Linked DNA regions of Mus musculus: region 2 is linked to region 1. A link is a loop called in an ENCODE intact Hi-C map of the cell type or tissue named here. Cell type or tissue: gastrocnemius. All regions are shown on one strand.

The links. A loop is a pair of places that touch in the nucleus more often than their neighbours do. Peaks named below come from ENCODE experiments on the same cell type or tissue, not always from the same donor. Only the 100,000 strongest peaks of a DNase experiment are listed, where the experiment ranks them.
Region 2: it touches region 1 in a loop (1.9-fold over the local background); 1 of 42 quality-filtered maps calls a loop at or near these places.

Annotation. Positions count from the first base shown.
Region 1 is chr2:30,656,486-30,661,485 of GRCm38, reverse strand. Gm14486 (predicted gene 14486) reads left to right here. Exons shown (of 4, transcript NR_136917.1): 3 at 1,601-1,686; 4 at 2,497-3,322. Among named protein-coding and RNA genes, the nearest start is that of Gm32316, 3.1 kb to the right of the region's middle. In gastrocnemius, a CTCF peak has its summit at 2,094; DNase peaks (open chromatin) are centred at 2,104, 2,875, 3,406, 4,566 and 4 more places; H3K4me3 peaks cover 1,658 bases; H3K27ac peaks cover 4,250 bases.
Region 2 is chr2:30,773,219-30,778,218 of GRCm38, reverse strand. Gm39783 (a long non-coding RNA gene) reads right to left here. Exons shown (of 4, transcript XR_001783261.2): 2 at 4,936-5,000; 3 at 3,005-3,055. Among named protein-coding and RNA genes, the nearest start is that of Gm39783, 4.2 kb to the right of the region's middle. In gastrocnemius, a CTCF peak has its summit at 2,057 (motif pointing right); a DNase peak (open chromatin) is centred at 4,399; H3K27ac peaks cover 928 bases.

The DNA.
Region 1 (5,000 bases):
GACCCTGGCCCTGCCCTGGGAAGCCGCCGTCCCCGAAGCTTTATTAGGAACCTATTAAGGCGTCTTTTTAGACCTGGGTTGCACAGTGGCTCTAGGCGAGGCTAACAATGCTCTGCTGTCACTACCGACATAGGCAGAGGGGCTGGGGAGGGCGGGCTGACTGGAACCCGAGGTGTTTAGTGTCACTCGAGCCTGCCAGGCTTAAGCCCTGTTCCTCTGCTAATTGGCTGTGTGGCATTGGGCAGCTTGCTTTCCTTCTCTGACTCTCAGGTTCCTGTACAGGTCCAAGAGGTGAGAGGCAGCTTGTGGATGGACCTATAGAGCTATAAGCTTGTGGACGGACCTACAGAGCTACAAGCTTGTGGATGGACCTATAGAGCTATAAGCTTGTGGAGGATCTACTGAGCTATAAGTCAGGAATGGCCCACATGAGAGACTTCATCTTGTTCTGGGGACCACATGCGCTGTGATCGCCCGGATTTTATAGATGAAGAAACTGAGGCTAACAGGGAGATCAGGGCTTCGTCAAAGCCACACAGGCAGTGACAGGGCTAGTATTCAAACACAGACACTGGCCACTGACTGGGAACAAAGCTTGGGGCTGGTGGGCGGGGCTGCAGGAGCTTCTTACACCAGCTCCTCCTCCAGGTGACGGCTCTGCCAAGAGCAGGGAGGCTGGGACAATACCGCTGATTTACGGTTCCATCGCGATTAACCACACCATCTGGATGCCACACGCTTGCCTAGTGAGTGAGGACCCCCAGCCCTGCCATATCAGCTGCAGGAAGGGACAGGGGAGAAGGCACACAGATCTCAAGCTCTGGGGCAGACTGCAAAGCCGTGTGCAGAGCACGTATCCTTGGAGACCTACCCTCCCGGTCACCCTTCACTCATGACAGTTAGCAGACACCACGGAGAGTTCTAGTCCCTCTGCTAACCTCAGAAAGGAGGAATGGGTGTCCCAACTCTATACAAAGGGAAGGCTCTGGATGGAGCCACCAAAATGAGAAGGGCTGAGGGGGGTGCTGACTTGTGACTGTAGCACTCACAGCGTGATCCCTGCTCTCCTGCGGGTGTGGCAGGTGCCTGTGCTACCTTCTAGCTTTTCCTGGGGAGTGACTTCACTCCTCTGGGCCACTATCCCTGAGCCTGACCTAAGATACCATTGGCGGTATAGGACATTCAGACCTCAGAAATACTGACTGGGTCAACTATGAGGCAGTCAGTAGCTGCCTTGACCCTCTTCCTGTTTGCCAGATGGGAAAACTGAAGCCCAAGGAAGGTACGGGGCCTGCCTCTGATTCCACGGGGCTTTAGTAGCAGAGCCAAGGCCCACCTCCTTGCTTCTTAACCCCTGAAGCCTATAGCCTCTGGACACAGTCAGCCTAGGTCTCAGGGACCAGGGGACAGCGAAGGAACCCCTTCCAGCTGCAGTAAATAGACGTCGGATTCTGAGCACCCATCTCCCTCCAGGGACAGTCACAAGCCACGAGGGCCTGCTTTGTCATCTCAGGTCTCAGTCTGCTTTGGCCTCAAGGACAGGGACCTTCTCTGAATTACAGCCCAGTCTCTCTGCTCCTTCCTCCCCACATCTCCACAGCTTCCCCTAAAAAAGAGTTAACTGTGACCCCAGGATCTCTATGGTGGATGCATTGTCTTTGGACACCAGGCAGGCTCTCCTTCAGGGTAAGCAGCCCCCCCCCCCCGCCCCTGCCATGTCTACAGGGTGAGGAAGGAGGGAAAGACACACAGAGCTAGGCTGTCCTGAGTGGAAATGCTCTTATGTAGCCTGTAGCCCTCGGTCCACACACTGGGCTGGCTGGCCAGGACTCGGAAGCAGTTCAAGGCTCCCTTCATTTCACACAGCCAACCTGAAGGCGGCATACACAAGCCCGCCATTGATAGTGCTGTAGAAAGACCCAGCCAGCAGCAGCTCCCTTCTCTCTCTCTTGGACAGTTGAGAAATGACAGCTGTCCTGCCCAGGGAGACCAGTCTCCGTTCCAGGGTGTCCCCCTCTGGGGCTCCACTCAAGGGAGCATCCTGCTGGCTGCCTGTGCTTGCCTGCCGCCAGGAACAGAGCCAGATGGAGCAGCTTTAGCTGCTGGCCTCTGCTAGCATTGCAGGCCCCGTGACCTGTCCCCCTGGGACCCTTTGGCCTGGCCATCCGAGGTGACCCTTCCCCCTTCCCCACAGAAGCTCAGACCTCTGACCCTTATTAAAAACAAACCAAACAGAATCTACAGAGAAGAAAATTCTCCACAAACGGCCTCAGATATAATCACGTGTGTCCCTGTAACAAACATACACACACACCAGCTTCAGACCCCCAAGGCTGCAGCCGCTTCCACATAAACAAGCTATTATGGGGTGTGGGGGAGGGCTTTTGTTATGAAACATCTAGGCTTCCCTCAACTTGGGGGGTGTGGAGGAAAGAACGTTGTTTTCTGGCACAAGAGGGGACATGGAGGGTGCCAGGGCTTCTGTGTTCTATGCAGGTTCTATCTGGCAAAGGGACACGTGGAGATGGGGACCAAGAGGAGGAGGCATCCTGGACGTCACCAGGTGCCCCATCCACGGCGAGGGAAGCCTGGACCCGGCTCTGCTGTCACTCAGAACAGGTCGGGGACTCCGGTGACCACGTCCCTGCCCGCTGCATGCTTGGAAAGCACTGCCTTTGCCAGAAGCCGAGGCGAGAAGGCTCCCAAAGCAGACACCGACCCCCGAGTAGCACTGGTCTCCACGGGCCACCCCGGGAGCTGTAGGGCGAGGCCCACCCGCGCGCCGTACTGCGCATGCGTCAGTCGGCTGAGCAGGAGGCCGCCCGCGCAGCCTCGCTCCCGTCCGGTCGCCGTGGCAACGGGCTCGCGGGGGGAGGGGCCGCGCCGCGGCGGCTGCTATTTCTGCTGCTTCCTGTTCCTTGCGGCCACGTCGCCATGGCAACGGAGTTACTCAGCTCGGCCGCCTCTCGGCTCGGCTGGTGCGCGTGACCCCGGCCGCTCGCGCCCCCTCGTCCCCCTCCCGCACCCTCCCCGGTGCCCGCGGCCGGCAGGGAGGCAGATTGATGGGCGACGCTTATTAAAACACAGTGGAAGCGTTTCCGTTTTTATGACGCTGACGAGGCAGCGTTATTTACTGTTATTGTTCGCCCTGGCCGCCCGGGAGCTCACCTTCGGCCAGTCCCAGGACGGCGCGTGGCACCCCGGGGTCCCACCTATTCTCAGAGCCCCTTCTCCCGCGACAGCCGTGGAGAGGGGCCGCACAGGCCCAGGGGCTCATGCTTGAAGGAGAAAAAGGCGACAAAAATAAATAAATAAAAGAGAAGCAGATGACTTCATTCTCGGGAAGGCCAATTTCCTGGGGACGCTGGTGGAAACAGCCCCCGAGCCGCTGAATGCTCTCAATACTAAGCCAGATGGAGACCAGAAAATCCTCAGCCCTTCCTGAACGTGTGACCCCCCAGGCTAGGCAGCCAGGCAGTAAGAATTCGGCCACCCAGTAGGGTTTAGCTTCCTAGATTCCGCAGCATTTGTCCTGAACCTTCCCACTTAGCCTCCCCTCCCTGAGAGGGTGAGTAACCGGCTCAAGGTCACACAGCCCAGTCCCTGAGTTTTCTGCTTGAGGTTTCTGCAAGGAGGAAGCCAGCGAGTACTGTGGAGCCAGAGGGACAGCAATTCGACCCAGGGCTCTTTGAAGCCTGACTCGGCTTCGAGGCGAATAAAGATTAACTCAGCACGTGTAAGCCTTGCTGTGCGGTCCTCTGCACATCCTGTATGGGGTGCCCTTCACGGGAGGGGGGTGTCTACTGGGATCAGAGAGCTCGGAAGGAGGCCCCCACTCCAGTCCCCTGCTACGATGTTAATCTCACCAGGCTAATTAAAGTTTACAGTCCTGCCCATATCCACCTCCAAACTCCCAGGTCGTTATTAGCCCAAATGCAAACAGTTATGACTCTGGTCCTGGACAGAGAGGCTGGAAAGAGGGATGGAGGAGATGGCCTCGGGCACAGGAAGTGGACGTTTAATAATAATAATAATAATAAATATTTGCACGTACAAACAGCTCGAATGAATGGCCCAGAATGGCCCAGGTTGTTTTTTCCTGTGTGCCGGGAGGAGCCTAAGGCCTCCAGCAAAGAGAGCCCTCTGCCTTCAGACCACATCCAGCCCTCAGCCTTGGCTCAGAAACAGAAGTCAGGGTCGTCCTAGGTCTGCTACAGGGTTTTAGTTCGATTCCATTGCCCTTTCAAGGTCAGAGCTTTGGGCCCGGGCCTCCTGGTCATTTCTTGGTAATTAACAAGGGCTCCTTCAGCCCCACGAACACCTCAGACTCTCCACACACAACGCACGGGTGGTTCCTAAGTCGCCTGGACCATCACAGAGTGATCTTCAGGGCTGCTGGGAATCAGCCTTGAAGAAAAGGCTCCCAGAAAGACTTAGTGCCCTTGCTGATGATAGTCTAGAGTAGGGCAGGCTGGGGGAAGAGTGTGTGTGCAGTTCCTCATGCCTGGAAATCAGTGTGCACCCCATAAACTCACCCCCCTCCCCGGGGAACAGGCTGCATGCAGCAGCAGGTACTAGCAGGGAAGGTGCTAGCCACACCTGTGGGCAGTTTGACACATGAGCAAGCTTAAGACCCCCAAGGGACAGACTGCTTTACTCAGAGGGACACCTCAAGAGAGACCCCAGAGCTTGACTCTCCTCATGACAATTGTTTCTTCTGGGATACATTCTTTCCCACCAGAAGTTCAGAGGCTGAGGTTGGGTGAGCAGAGGAGCCAGGGACACTGAAGCTTCTAAATGGACCCTCCCTCCACTGAACAGTTTTCCCTGTCAAGAACGCTGTGTGTTGAAGGAAGATGGCTCCTGCGGAAGGTGGTCTGAGGAACAGGGTACAGGAAAAGTTTCTGCGCTGCGTGTCCCTCAGCCTTGCTGTCATGAGCTGCATGTGCCCCCAAAGGGATGTCTGTGTTAATCTCAGAAGGCTTCAAACATGGCCTCAT
Region 2 (5,000 bases), 120 kb before region 1:
TCTGCCTTGTTCTTGGCTCCACCGGGTACTGTGTTCAGCATCTTCTCTCTCCAGGGCAGAGATCTTTGAGGTTACCCTAGTTAGCTTTCGATTCCTATGATAAACACCATGACCAAAAGGCACCTGGGGAGGGACAGGTCTATTATTAATCACACTCCATCCCTGAGGGAAGCCAGGGCAGGAACTCGAGCCAGAAACCAACGCAGAGGCCATGGAGGAGTGCTGCCTGCTGGCTTGTTCCTCATCTCTTGCTCAGTCTGTTTCTTACAGCTCAGGGGTCGCACCACCCACAGTGTGCTGGGCCTATGACACCAATCACTAAGAAAATGCCCCACAAGCCAATCTTGATGTTCTATCTTCTCAATGGTGCTAGCCTACTACCTGCCCTCAGGGAAGGGCCTGTGTTGGCTGTATCACTTGAGACTCATACCTCTTCCATGAGTTTTGCTTCTGGGGGTTGGGGGGGGGGGAGCCTGTCCTAAGGCCTAGGAGGAATCCAGTCTACACTTAACTACTGTGTGTCCTTAGGCAGAGCTCCTACCTCTCTGTGCCCTGGATCCTCATGTATAAACTAGAGATCATGCTGGCCCTGATGCAGGGGCAGGGGAGACGCTCCCATGGCTCATGGCATCAGGCTCAGCATAGGCAGGTAGCTGTCACCTTCACCCTGCTGTGATGTTGATGAAGATGGAGGACATGGTCTCTCCAAGGGCATGCTGCATCTGGTTTGCTGTAGGCCTTAAGAGAATCTGTAGAGAGTACTTAGAGGGCCTGCCTGGAGGGGGTGAGGAGGTAGGGGTGGGGTCTGTGCATGTGAGTATGTGTGGAGCCAGCAGGAGAACCTTCAAAGGGGGAGGGATGGAAGGGAGGAGGGGTGGAACGGAGGAGGGAAGAGGGATGGGAGATAGGACGGAGGAGATATGGAAGGGAGGAGGAAGGAGAGGGAGGAGGGATGGAAGGGAGGAGGGATGGGAGGAAGGAGGGATGGGAGGGAGGAGGGATGGGAGGGAGGAGGGATGGGAAGGAAGAGGGAGGAGAGGGAGGAGGGATGGAAGGGAGGAGGGATGGGAGGGGGAGAGATGGGAGGAAAGAGGGAGGAGAGGGAGGAGGGATGAGAAAGAGGAGGGATGGAAGGCAAGAGGGATGGGAGGGAGGAGGGATGGCAACAAGCTGGGAAGCAGTGCCCAGCTGGCAGTGCAGAGAGGTCTCCAACACGGCTGAAGGAGAGAGCAGAGAGAGTGGCAAGAATCCCTGAGGAGACACTCTGGGTCCTGGGGGCACACAGTTTGAGTCAAGGGCTTGGGCTCTGGAGACTCCAGTTGGGGTCTGGGCTGGGGTACAACTGAAGCACATCCTAAATTCAGGGTCCTGGGATAGTGCCTGAGCTGGACAGCCAGTACCACTTGCAGGTGGTAGCTGTTCCCACACTGTCTCCACACAGTGGCCCTTCCTCTGTGGGTGTCCTGTGTTCCTCCCTTCAGGAAAACCCAATTCTGCCGGGGCTCCTCTTTTGTTTTTTTGTTTTGTTTTGTTTTCGAGACAGGGTTTCTCTGTATAGCTCTGGCTGTCCTGGAACTCACTCTGTAGACCAGGCTGGCCTTGAACCCGGAGATCCACCTGCCTCTGCCTCCCAAGTGCTGGGATTAAAGGCGTACGCCACCACTGCCTGGCTCTTGCCGGGGTCCTCTTACCATTTGAAAACAGCATCTCGTTAAGGACCCCACAGTTCAGTTTGTGCTTCTGTAACAAACACTACTGGCAGGGTGGTTTACACACCACAGATGCTGACCTTCGCTTCCCTCAGGGCAAGATAGATCTAGGCGCTAGCAGCCTTTGTGTATGGTGAGGATCTGCTCTTCTGGGTTCATTTTCTTGCTGGGATCTAATATTATGAGAGAACCAAGCAGGCTTCTTGTGGCCTCCTTCACAATGGCCATTGCTGGGGCCTGAGCATCCCACATCCAGAACTCACTACTTTTTGCTGTTGTTTAATTTTATGCTTAATAGGGTTTTGCCTCATGTATGTATATGAATCATGCAGTATCAATGGAAGCCAGTAGAGGGCGTTGGATCTCCTGAAACTGGATTTATAGATGGTTGTGAGCCTCCACATAGGTGTTGAGGTTTGAACCCCGGTCCTCTGCAAGAGCAGCCAGTGCTCTTAATGGCTGAGCCATCTCTCTGAGACCCATTCTTCGTTTTTAAAACTTGAAGTATGTGTATGTATGTGGGGAGAGGGATATGTGGATATGAGTACAGAAGCCATTGGATCCTCTGGAGTGGAGTGATCCAAAGTCCCTGGTGGTCGTGAGCCAGGGATTGAGGTACCAGGAACCAAACTCTGGTCGCCTGAAAGAGCAGCAAGTGCTCTTAACCCCTGAGTCATTTCTTCAGTCCAGGACCCTGCTTCTCAATCCCGTTCACATTAGAGACTACAGTTTAACAGGGACACAGTAGGGAGTGACATTCAGACCGCATATCTCATCTTCAAATACAGCCGTTCTTTTGTATGCTTGCTTGTTTGTTTTGAGACAGCGTCTCCTGTAGCCCAGGCTGGCCTCATATTCATTAAGTAGCTGAGGATGACCTTGGACTACCGATCTCTCTGTCTCTACCTCCTTTTCTGGGATTACAGGCAAGCCCAGCTGAGGTCACATTCTGAGTACCGGGGTAAGACTTTAACCTGTCTATTTGAGGTCCTCGTCCCCCCTTCCTGCCCCATGACAAGTCTTGGTCTAGGTTTTCCTGAAGGGGGCTTTAAAGAAAGGCAGGTGTACCCAGCTTTTTTTTTTTTTGGCTAGGATGAAGGGGACAGGTAACAGACAGCAGGGGAAAGAGTTAATGTGGACCGGTACTATCGAGCTCTGCCTGGTTGAAGCCAGGAGTCCAGCCCTTAGGGCTACCAGAGTTACCTGTTCAAAAGCCTCTGCAATGGTTTATATTGATTCTAGATGCAATATTGATAGGGTCTAGAGTCCCGGAGGAGATACGCTTTTGGACATACCTGTGAGGGATCATCTGGATTAGGTGAGCTGCCCTGGAAGATCCATGGTAACTGATGGTTGAAAGAAAAGGAGAAGAAAGCTTAAGCAGCAACAGGCGCTGCTCCCTGCTCCCTGAAGTGAGCACAATGTAACCAGCTGCCTCCAGATGCCTCTCTCAGGATTCCCCCACCACCGCTGGTTGTAGCCCTAAACTGTGGGCTAGAGTAAACCTTCCTTTCTTGAATGGTCTCTCTCCTGTATTTTGTCCGAGCAACGTGTCAAACCCACTGCCTCTCAGTACCTTGTGCTTTGCCTCCCCTGCTTATCTCTGTGTGACTGTCTAAGTGTCTGTGGGGAGGCGGGAGGTGAGATTCAGGTGAGGTGTGGGTGTAGGGCTCCCATGAGCCTACAGGGGCTGCTCCACAGTTAGCCTGCGTTATGCCACCAAGCCAAGAGACACCAAGGTGTCCAGGGTTGCCAATCCACTTCCAGCAGCCCCCTTTGAGGTCCTGGCTGCCTGTGCAAAACTTTTCTACCAAAGTCTCTCCACGATGAGTTAGAATCTTTATGGGCAAGTCTCATACAGAAATCCTGACTCCTCTTGCCTGTTGGTCCTAGCTGGAAGACCCCACTGTAACCCGATGCAGGAGTGACTTTGAACTTAGTGAGTCCTGTGCTGTGCCAGGAGGGGTAACTTCCCTTCTCCCCTGCCCCCTTTTTTTCTTCCCCTCCTGTTCCAGGTAACCAAGACTTCCACCTGGCAGAGTGGAGCTATGGTAGGGAGAAACTCATATCCACCTAGGAGGTATGATGGGGTCCATAGATAACATGACCCCAGTGCTGGGTTCACAACACTGCCGCCATGGTGGGCTTTGGGCTCAGGGTGCTGTACTTAGTTGCCTGTTCCAATCTTTTGTATTTGTTTTGTTTTCAAAGACAGAGTTTCTCTGTGTAGTCCTGGCTGTCCTGAAATTTGTTCTGTAGACCTGGCTGATCTCGAATTCAGATCCACCTGCCCCTGGCACCTGAGTGCTGGCATTAAAGGCATGCACCACCATTGCCTGGTTTCCTGTTCTAATATCTTATTAAGCCATTACTCCAGGAAGAACATTGGGTATCATGACCATGTCCCCACTGTACGCCTCCCTAACCACCAAATATGTCCCTTAGTCCTATCATTATGCCCTCCTTTCCAACAGCCACCATGCCCATTGCACACCTAGTAAGCTAGGACCACCCAAGGGCACAGCATAGGACACCAGAAATGGCTGTTTCTCCCGAGGCTGTCCCATCTGTCCACCTCTGACTGCAGAGCTCCTGTCTCTTTTAAAGTGAGGCTTGCCTGCTGTACTGGCCTAGGGCATGTCCAAGAGGCCGAAGTCACCAGCTGGTCATGCAAGGCAGCTGCTGTTTTGACCCACAGAGGCCTTCTGGGGATGGCTAGCAGCCAGAGCTACCACTGGGGGAAAGGACAAAAAGGCTGTGAGACCCCAAGTTTTACCCCATGGCCAGCTTCTATCTGGGATGCTATGGTCCCTGGTAAGGCACAAGCTCTGGGGTCAGGCCGACCTCCTAACCTCCTAGCTGTACGACCCTGAGCCACCCTTGGTTAGGGTTCCCTCTTTTCCCTTTGGCAGACTGTACAGCATTCTGAGTACAAGTCTTCACCTAGACTAGACATGCTGTTAATCCAGGGACCTCTTCTCCTGGGCAGAACAAGGGCTCCAGTCGTTGTCCTTGACCAACCAAGACACAGAGAGTTCACCAGGCCAGCCTAGGTCACATGACAGGCACAGGTTCAGTGTTGACTCCCAACCTAGTAGTGTTCCTGATCATATTCCAAAGGACAGCGATGGTGGGTCGATGGAAACAGGGATGGGGTATGCAGGAGGGGAAGGTGGCGGCCTCATGTTGATCCCACACATGGTGCCTCCCCGTAGCAAATACTTACCAATCCTTCCCGGATAACCTAGTAAACATGTAGGGGGCGGATGGCCAGATGGATGACTGGACGGA